2 separate regions of the Mus musculus genome follow, and region 2 is linked to region 1. A link is a loop called in an ENCODE intact Hi-C map of the cell type or tissue named here. Cell type or tissue: left cerebral cortex. All regions are shown on one strand. Each heading gives the region's core, and the rest is flanking DNA. Links, peaks and the distances in the headings are about the cores only.

Evidence for each region. A loop is a pair of places that touch in the nucleus more often than their neighbours do. Peaks named below come from ENCODE experiments on the same cell type or tissue, not always from the same donor. Only the 100,000 strongest peaks of a DNase experiment are listed, where the experiment ranks them.
Region 2: it touches region 1 in a loop (9-fold over the local background); 27 of 42 quality-filtered maps call a loop at or near these places.

Annotation. Positions count from the first base shown.
Region 1 is chr9:83,804,705-83,810,089 of GRCm38, reverse strand. Elovl4 (elongation of very long chain fatty acids (FEN1/Elo2, SUR4/Elo3, yeast)-like 4) reads left to right here and starts at 3,785. Exons shown (of 6, transcript NM_148941.2): 1 at 3,785-4,151. The coding sequence starts at 4,052. In left cerebral cortex, for the core only: CTCF peaks have their summits at 2,342 (motif pointing left) and 4,814; DNase peaks (open chromatin) are centred at 2,334, 3,836, 4,462 and 4,750; H3K4me3 peaks cover 2,209 bases; H3K27ac peaks cover 1,801 bases.
Region 2 is chr9:83,903,672-83,909,056 of GRCm38, reverse strand. No RefSeq gene overlaps it. Among named protein-coding and RNA genes, the nearest start is that of Gm39387, 9.1 kb to the right of the region's middle. In left cerebral cortex, for the core only: a CTCF peak has its summit at 3,042 (motif pointing right); a DNase peak (open chromatin) is centred at 3,098.

The DNA of each region.
Region 1 (5,385 bases), core at 253-5,252:
TAAATAGATAGATAGATAGATAGATAGATAGATAGATAGATAGATAGATAGATAAGTTAGATGTGAAGGAATGAAAGAGAATTCCACCTGGATCTAGACAGATGTGTCTGACAAAATGCTTCATTATGACTAAATATTCTTGAATGTGAAATTAGATTCTTCTTGATATATTCAAAATGAGGTACTAGGGAACTTTCCAAATTGACATACATGCACACTAATGAGTATGCATCTCCAAAGACCCTGACTTTATTGTAATATTTACATTGTTGTTTGACATCCCTACCCTATTGTAACAGTTCAAGGGGATTATGGGAAGAATTTCTTTAAAAGGGTAATAGACCATCATGATTTGGGAGAGGAGGAAGGGGTTATCTTACCTTAGCAAATATGCTACCCACTTCAGAAATATTATTATAAGATACTTCTTATAATTCCACAATGCATTTGAGGTCAGTCTGTCCCCATGTTTGTATGGCGTATTGTATTTATTAGATTTGTTCTGCTTTGTTAAATAAGCTACTACTGAAACTGTCTGTGTCTTCTCTATATTCTTTCTTTTAAGAGGAAACAATATTTTGTAACATAGTTAGATTCTTTTGTGGCAGTCTTATCTATCTATCTATCTATCATCTATTTATTAAGGGACATTTTGACTGTTTAGAGCATACAGTGATTATAAGTAAAACTGCTAGAAATACCAGTGGGAAGGATAAATATACTTTTATTTATCTAACTTTCCATTTGTTTGAATATTTGAAGGTACATTATCACATGCATTCTGGGTTCAATTGTCTTAGCAGAAATGGTGCTTGTAATTTGATATAAAAATACCACTAATTCTTGGGAGTTAGTCAATTATAAGAAAGTTACCTTTCTCCAGCTTGGCCTCTTTCTGGGTGGTTTGCTACTAAGTGTCACAGTGCTACTGTGTCATTCTTTCCTTTGACAGATAAATGTATCTCTTGCTCAAATTAGATTTAGTTTCATTTGAGAATAAATAACTTAAATTTTAAAAAGAGCTGTATATTCTTGTTGGCTCTGGAGAGTTTACAAGTATCTTCTTCCCCCCCCCCGCCCCCACCAAAAACATACCCAGCCTTGAAACACAGCTTTCCAGACAGACTTAAGCTCCTTTTAAAAGTCCTTGTCCCAGAAGGCTTCTGTGGGTTTTGAGAAGGAGGAAAGAGCCATAAGGATATGTGCAGGTTTGGGGATAGACATGAGTTGTTAAGTCAAGAGAGTTGCTAGGTCTCTCACATTTAATGAGTCCAACTAAAAGCAATTGCTAGCATCGTTTGGTTTGAAAATTCTTCTATCATTCATATACTTCAGCTCATCACTCCTAATCTGTTTCCATACATCCCTAGGCATGGGCGCAGTCTAGCCAACTTCACTTTACTTCCGTTTTCAGTGCTGTTCTTATTTCTCTCTGCAACATCACCAGAATGTCCCATACTGTCTGTGCTTCTACTGCTGGTGACCTCTTAGGTATAAAGATATGCAGTCTTTCCTCCCCATGCTCTCTCTGCTGCTCCAACAGTTCCTGGGAAAACCTCAATTTTATAGCTAACCCTTGAAGCTCTTCCAGTCTCTACCCATTACCCCACTTCAAAGCTGCTTCTTTTCAAAAGACTAAGTAACTTGTAGAGAATACAGATTTATTTCTTACAGTATAAAACTAGGAAGCCTATATTCAAGGCACTAGATCTAGTGAGGGTGCTTTTGTTTCCTGCATCATTCCATGGTAAAAAAAGTAGACGACTAAGAAGTATTTATTCTGAGAGACCAAACTCACAATTTAAAATGCTTTGCGCTGGGCAGTGGTGGCACACACCTTTAATCCCAGCACTTGGGAGGCAGAGGCAGGTGTATTTTAGAGTTTGAGGCCAGCCTGGTCAAAAAAATAAAAAAGCTTTGCTACTTAATCTATTTATGAAAGGGGAGCCCTCATGATCCACACCACTCCAAGTAGGTCTCAACTCTCTACCTTGCTGTATTGGGGATTGAGATCCAACAACACATGAACTTCTAGGGATGTTTTCAAACCATAGACGCAAGCTTTGGTTCTGTGTGATTATTGGTATCTGTAAACTACTTGTGAATTAAGCAATATTAAGTAATGGACTGTAATCTTCACACCAAGTAATAGAGCTCAAGGGTGGATACATCCTAAGACTGTTTCTTCTTATGTGCTTGAACAGCTCCTAAGTATAAATAAAAATGACTATGCCCCCAAGTAAGGCAGAGAAAATGTTAACAATATAGTTGCCATTTCTAACTTAACATTGATGGGGCTTGTCTATGATTTCCTTATGTGACAGGCGCCCCCTAGTGAACAAGGAACTCAAACTGACCTCCACTGTAGAAGAGAGGCTCCAAGAAAATTCTTGAATAAAGCTGCCTTAATGATTCCACATTATATTAAATAAGCAAAGACGGTGACATTTTGTGAGGTGAGGGTAGGAATCTGTTCTCCATCATAAAAACATCCAAGACTCCAAGACAATACAGAGGTAGCAACCAATACCATAAGCAAAGGGAAACCTAACTCATACTCACATTAACAAAGGAAATGAAATTTGACTAGAATTCTTTGTAGTTACTAGATTCGTAACTAGGAATTGAGGTGTAAGAAATTCTTTAATTTGAGAAACTTCATTCTGGCAAGCAGATTTGACAAATTAATAAATCATATCATTTGGTTGATTTCAGAATAAAGCATGTAAAGAAGGCTGTGGGGGTCTGAGTTATATAGCAAATCAGTTACCTTTAATTAGCCTTCCTCGCCGAAGCTCTCTCTACTTAAACAACTCCCACTATGCTCTGAAGTGATGTGCGTTATAATTTTGTCACCATAAATATTTATGACTTGCTATTTATAGCACAGAGTTAGGGCTCAGGTAGTACTCATGTTAACAACGTTGAGCATTTGACTCAGTGACCTCTAAAATAAGCATTCTAAATCAGTCAAGTGGAGAAAAAAAGCCGAAACAAAAGTGGATGGCACATCTGAATAAAACGCATATGAACTTGTTATTGGACCATTCACTGAAATCTTGCTTTATGTCAGAAACTATAAAAATGGCATAGTGTGATTTTGTTGCTGCAGTTATTGTTGTTGCTATTTATTCATAGAGACTGCTTTCTTCTCACAAGTCAACTGCTCTTTTTCTCCTCAGCATCACCCTTTCAGATTGACCTGAATCTCATGTGGTGCAAGTGGACTCTTTTAGCCTATTCTTATGGCTCCATCCTCTCTGAACTACCAATAGCCTAATTTGGTACAATTATATTGCTTTGATCGGCCAGTGTCGCTGTTTTCAATACTCACAAGGATTTAACTACATGCTAATAATATTTACGGGGTGACCACAGACTACTCTCCTTTGCCGCTGCTTAAGACAAATGGCATTCCTTTACAGTGAAACCACCCGCATTTCCTTGTCTGGGTGACAAGCACGTGCCACAGGCGAAGACAGCAAAAGCACATGTGATGGAGGTGAATGATAGGCAAGAACCAGAAATGCATCGCGTACTTCATCTTTGCCCACAAACTCCCACTTTTTCCCGTCCGGTTTCCCACGTTGCATCCGGCAGAACAGAGGTAACCGTGGGCAGGAAGGCAGGGGAGGAGGACTGGGTACGAGGTGTCCCCCTGCGGCGTTCCTGTGGCCCAGGTGGTGGCCCGGGGCTGGCCTTAGCGCGCCTGCGCAAGCCGGCCACCACTCGCGACCGCAGCATCCCCGCGCCCGGGGCGAGAGGAGGCGCCGCCCCGCCCCGCGCGGCCACGTGATGCGGGCGAGGGGATTGGAGCTGCGGCAGCGCGCGGCGACAGAGAGGAGCAGCGCTGGGCGCTCGTGGCTGGTCCTCCTCCTCCTCCGCCCTCCGGCTTCTTGTCTCTGCTGTTCGCCGCTGCTCTCCGCCTGCATCCCCAGTCGCGGCGCCTGGAGGAGGAGGAGACGCCGCTGCCAGCAGGGTTCCCGCCGCAGTCGCCCACGGTCCATCGGAGCCTCTCTTCTCGCCGCTGCTCGTACCTCTCCTCGCCAAGATGGGGCTGCTGGACTCAGAGCCCGGCAGCGTCCTGAACGCGATGTCCACGGCATTCAACGACACCGTGGAGTTCTATCGCTGGACCTGGACCATTGCAGGTACAGGCGAGGGGCCTCACCCATCTCCTCTGGGTGTTCCTTGGGCTGCCCACGGCTCAGACGCCAGTCCCCGGCTTCAGCGCTAGGCAAGGCCCTGCGCCCCCTACCCAGCGCCTTGAGGCTGTTGGGGGCGCTCGGGTCCCCGCAGATGCGGCGCCGCGGACCTCGCGGTTGTGCACTGGTTAATCAGATGAGACTCTCAAGGCGTACTCCCCCCCACCCCCCATCCCCTCAACACTCCCATCTCTTCAGCTCCGCGAATGCAGGAGCTGACTTAACCAGATGCTACCAGTGCAGCCAAGGAACCACCCTGCCCTGACGCCCGCATTTCCCGAGCTCGCCTATTATCTTATGCACTGGTACTCCTTATAGAGCGATAGGCCTGGAGGCGGACGAGGGCTGCGACTATACCTGTCTCTCCGCTACTTCAGCTTCCTTGAAGACTTTGACAAACCACTCATTATCTTCTTCCATTTAGCTAACCTCTTTGTAGTATAATTTCGACTGAAAAGTAAAATAACATTATTTAGCTTCTTGAAGAACGTTAGTTTTTTTGTGGTTTCCCAGTAGCAAATCTGTTAGGCTACCCTCTGCGAGAGCTTTGCGCAGTGCAGTGCCGTCAGGGGGAGGGGAAAGAAGGCAGGCTTTGGGCTGGGGGTCTCCGCAGCAGCACCTAGAGGATGGCTCAGAAGCCTGCATAAGCATAAGTACAGTGTACTGAAATTAGCGAACTTTCCCTTCAGCTGTTGAGTTTGCAGAGCAGGGCTGTCATTGAGTGACTTAGTTTTCCTAGCAGAAGTAATTGTAACATAAATGTTCACGTTTTAACATTTCTTCACTTGCTTTGTTGCTTTAAAAAGTTTCCGAGACCTTAAACGTTAAGTTTAAAGGATCCCAGGGAATAGTTTGGGGCTTTAAATTTGTGTTGTGTGTTTGCAGTGTGACCCTGTATTCTAGCAACGGAGGATGTTAGCAATATAGGTTATGATGGCTGTCTTCTTTAGAAGTGAAAAGTTTCTTCTTTAGTTTTTTGTGTTCTGTTGCTAGGGCAATCGAGACAGTGGGTTATATATAGCTTGATACAGAATGACATTTGATGTATGTGCTGTGAACAAAATGCTTGCTGGAATTGTTTCTGTATGAGACAAACGCTTTTTCGACCTGGAGGCTTCGATGACTTGTTTTAAAACGCGCGATATTTCTCAGGAGATCAAACATCTGACCGTAGGAGAGC
Region 2 (5,385 bases), core at 185-5,184, 99 kb before region 1:
TTAGTCAAAGTTGTTATTTATATTAACATAATGAAAGATCAAACCATGATAGTTTCAATAGGAGCAGGAAGAGATGAAATGACTCAAGTAGAAATTGTAGAGCTAGATTTATTTTTTTTTAAATCACTAAATGCTATGTATCTATAGCAGACCAACTTTAGATTCAAAGATAAGAAAGTAGAAAAACAAAAACCACAGGATGAGAATTTGTAGCTAGCCGGGGCTATCAAGCAAAACCTTCCTCAAAAAGTAGCAGGAGGAGGGGCTGGAGAGATGGCACCCACATGTGCACATAAACAGGCAAAGACAAAAAAAAATGTATACATAAAACAACAATAAAATAAAGTTAAAAAGAAAAACATACAGCCATATGCTACACATGAAGTTTCAGGAATTGAAACATCAGTGGTCCTATAAGATTATAATGGAGGTGAGAATTTTCTATTGCTTAATGATATCTTGGTCTCTGGAACATTGTAGCATAACAACCTTATTCAAATATTTATGGTGGTGTTGTGTAAACAAACCTACTGTGCTGCCTGCTATAGATAAAACTATTACACATACAATTATACACAGCACAGAATGCTTTATAGTGATAACACACAATTGTACACTTAGAATACAGTAGTCCTTATCATTGTGGACTACCCTCCTGTAAAACTCAGTGTCGTGCCAGCTACACACATCTTCATTGCCCTGAGGCCACACCAAGTTACTGACATACACCATCTAGGTTTTTATTCCACACATGCTGTTCACACAATGTAGGAACCCTCTAGTGATAAAATTCTTCAGATGTATCCCAGCCATTAAATAAGATGAAACTGTATTGTGCAGAGAATAACCTTAAGAAAGGTAGGATGGCTGTATCATTATCAGAAACAGTAAGTTGTATAACTAGATGTTACAATACACAAATAGGGTTGGTTTTTTTTAAGTGGCAGAGGGGTCAACCCATCTGAGAATAGAATAACCATAAACATTCATGCACCTATCAAGAGAAAACATGAGATGCATGGAGCAAATATTTCCAGAAATGAGAAATATATGGATTATTTAGCAGCAACATTAGACATTCTAATACTCTTATCTCAATAACAGAACCCTTAGGCAAAAGATCAGCATGAAAATTGAAGACTTGAAGACAGCTGCACATCACCTCGCTCCTTTACAGAGCTACAAAGCGCTCCTCTCAGTAACAACAGCGTACATACAAGGAACGATCTCTAAGATATATTGTGGGCGAGTACAAAACCAAGCCTTGCCACAGTCAAGATAATGAAAAATATAAAGCATGCATTCTGAACACAATGGAATAACAGTAGAAATTAATAACAGAAAACTCTGGGAAACTTAGGGGTGTGTGAAATGGAGCAGCACGCTCGTAAATAGCCAGTGGCTGAAAAGAAGAAATCGAAATGGAAACTAGAGAATATTTTCAGATGAAGCTAAGTGGCTGCGTGGTGTATTTAAACTTAGGGAGTTCAGACGCAGCAATAGTATCTGGAAGGGGATTTATGACTGAAAATGTCCACTTAGAAGTAAAGAGAATCTCAAAGCAACCTCCCAAATTTCTGCTTTAAAACTAGGGAAAGAAGAGAAAACGAAGATCGAGCGGACAGAAGAAACGAGTAAAGATTACAGCGGAAATTGGTGAAAGAAGATAGAGAAAATTCAATTAAGCCAAAGGGGAACTTCCTTGAAAATATATTTTAGAAAGAAAACTTTCACTAGACATGAGAGATGGGAGGAGTGAGAGAGAGAGAGAGAGAGAGAGAGAGAGAGAGAGAGAGAGAGAGAGAGAGAGGTGGGAAAAGGGGGTAAGTAGGGAGGGAGGAGGGAAGGAAAGAGAGACAGAGGGACATATCAAATTACTAGAATCATAAGTGAAAGAAAGAAAATTATATCAAATACAAGATAACAGGTCTGGCCAGAGGGCTTGGCAGTAAAGGTACTTAGTACACAAGCGTGAAAATCTGAGTCTGATCTCGGCAGTCTACCCACATGGTAGAAAGAAAGGCTTAACTCCACTAAGTTGTCCTATGCCTCCCTGATGCACCCAGGGACAGACACACACACACACACACACACACACACACACACACACACACACACACACACACACATTAATAAATAATACAAGGAAACAGAAGGATCAAAAGCAATCAATTGGTGATAAATGTAGACGCTATCGTCATATATTCCTTTCTTAGTAGTGAAAGACAAATGGCTGTTTTAAGTAAAACGTGTTATAACATTGTGGTGTAGGGGTTCTAAAATGTAGATCTGACAAGTTATAACAGGTAGAGTCTAAATGGAGTTTATACTGTTTAAGGCTCTCCTTGTTTCTGTGAAGCAATGTGACACGAAAGCCGTGTGTGGTAGTGTGTGAGAATGAAGATTGCTATCCCCAGAGCCTTCCAAAGAGGCACAGATACAAAGGCAAGAGAGAAATTAAAATGGAATATTTCACTAGCCCCGGAGGAAACACTAAAAGAATATTGACACGATTGCTACACAGGGCTGGGCATGGTAATCCCAGCACTTGGGAGGCAGAGGCAGGTGGATTTCTGAGTTCGAGCCAGCCTGGTCTACAGAGTGAGTTCCAGGACAGCCAGGACTACACAGAGAAACCTTGTCTCAAAAAAACAAAACAAATAAACAACCAACAACGAAAAGCCCATTGAGACACATGCTGTGATGATAAGATCATGTACTTATGAAGACAGATGCTCCTCAGTAAGTATTTATTCGATTAGTTTAACACACAAACAAATATAGCAAAATTTTACATATGCCTGGCCCAGGGGGGAAAAAAGCCTCCAAAATATTAGTTATATCTTTAATTTTTACTAAAACTTCAGAAGAATAAGGCAGGCATAGTGGCGCATGTGTGGAATTTTAGCATTCAGAAGGCTGAGGCAGGAGAATCACAGGCTCCGGTGGCACAGCCTATCTCAAAAGCAAATTCAAAAACAAAACAAAACAAAAAGCAAACCTTCTCAAATATAGATTGTAGTAACTTGCAAAAGACGCCAGGTGGCATCAGATAATAAAAATTATTAGCACTTTGTAATCCTCCCCAGGAGGCGATTATATTATATTCTATTATATATGCAAAGTACATATATTTATGAAATGTTGACATTTACATTTTCTAAGTCAATGTACAAATATCAAATGGTGTTTTTTTTTCCCATTAGTTTCCAGCTCAGCATCAACTCCATATGGTGTATCTACCCTTGTCCCCATCAAGCAAAAACAAGCCAAGGCCCACACTGTACCGGCTGTTTTATTTTGTGCTCCCAGCAAAGTAGTTATTAACAACAGGTAATGGATGAGAAAACTAAAGCAGATGATCAAATCCAGGACTCTGTGTGTGTGTGTGTGTGTGTGTGTGTGTGTGTGTGTGTGTGTGTGTGATGTCTTCCTTAGGTGCATATATCCATAAGACACAGTCGTACTGCCAGATGTACCAGTAAGCACATCTTGACTGGATTCAAACCCAGGTAGTTTGAAAAAAAAAATTCAATGTTTGACTTTTTGTCCATGTTGATTTTCAATCCACAACAGAGTAGAATGGACTAATGCATATTCAGACAGGACATAGAAAGATGTTTCAGAAACATCTCTTAGTGGTACATGGGTGGTCTCTCAAATCAGTGAGGATGAGTGATGGTCTTCCTAATTAGACTTCCTAATTAAGCTTATTTCACACCACATGCCAAACTCTAATTGGTCCAAACTTTTTATTTTAAATAAGAAAATAATATTTACCAATATTTCTATATTACTCTGTGTCTCTACCCACATTTTCTTGTTACTCTCATAGAAGTATGCATCTTAAATAGAGGCCCCCAATTCCTCTCTTAATCTCTGTCTAGCCCTCCTCCACTATATCTCCCTCCCTCACTTTAAGTCTCTCTTACCCCTGCCTTTAACAATCCACTGAGTCTAGTTATTAAGTGATTGTCTACAGGTACATGACCAAGCTGCTATAGACCATTCCTCAAAGAAAAGTGAGCTTCCCTCCTGGGCCAGCCATCAGAACAACAGCTCTTGAATTAGGGGTGGAGCCTCAGGCATCTTTCCTAGCTCCATTCTGCAATTTTTCACTAGCTTGAACTTGTGCCAGTCTTGTGCAGATAATCATGGTTTCTGTGTGTTCATTTGTGCAAAGGCCAAAGTCCAGAGAATAGCATTTCACACCACCCCTCTCCTCCATACTCCTACTACCCCTCCACCCACCCCACCCCCTCCCACCACGCCCCCATCCCCTCCCACTTCTCTCCCACCACCCCTCCCCTCTCCCCACTCCCTTCCTTATCCCCTCCCACCATTCCTCTCCCCTCCCCTCCCCACCCATCTCCCCACTATCCTTCCCATCACTCCCCCTACCTCTCCCACCACACACCCACCACTCCTCCTCTCCCCCTCCCCATTCTCTGCCTCTTACATTATCTCTACCTCCTCTTCTGAGATGTTCCCTGAGCCTTGAGGTGGGAGAGTCAATATAGCCATCCCATCTATGGCTGAACGCTCACAGTAATTTACTTCCAGCTCTTTGAACAGTGCTAAATCTCTGCACCAACCACCACCCACTAATTTAAGAAACCTTCTCTGGCCAAGGTTGAGAGTTACACTCATCTACAGATGAAAAAAAAAAAAAAAACCATAGGTATTTACAAGGCAGCTTGACACTTGACAACTTGACCATCTAATAAACATCCAAAGCTTTTCCCTTGAACCTGTGATTTCCCCAGAGGATTCTTTGGCCATGTTTATAGCAGTAGGCATGAATTCTTTCCTGTGGTGTAGGCCTCAAATCCAATCAAGAGAACAGTGGAATAACATCATAAACAATCATGTACTCTTGCATCAGTAAACACATCTTGACTGTCAGGATCATATTATACCATACAGGGTTTGATGTTAGTTAAAACCGTAGATGTCTTTGTTCCCCTGTCAGCCTGCATGGCCCCTTCCAAGTTAAACAGTTAAAAAGCTAGTCAACAGTAGGGAGATTTTTGGTCAGTTGGGGCTTTCCTATGTCCTAGGTCCGATATATTCTCGACCTAAATTTCCACTTCCAATTACTCATATTGCAGGCACTTTTTCATTGTTGTTGCTTTGTTTTGTTTTGTTTTAATAAGACATGGTGTTACTATATAACCCAGGCTGGCCTTGAACACACAAACTTCATGCTTCGACCTCAGGAGTGCAGAGATTAAAGGCATCTATGAGAAGCCTTGCCAGCTGGCTTCTTATTCATGCTCTATCAGCTGATGTTTTCCCAGCACTATCTAACCCATAATCAAGTAGGAGAAAGATCCATGAAATTGCACCTACATCACTCAGGTGCAACTGTGACCTGAAACATTT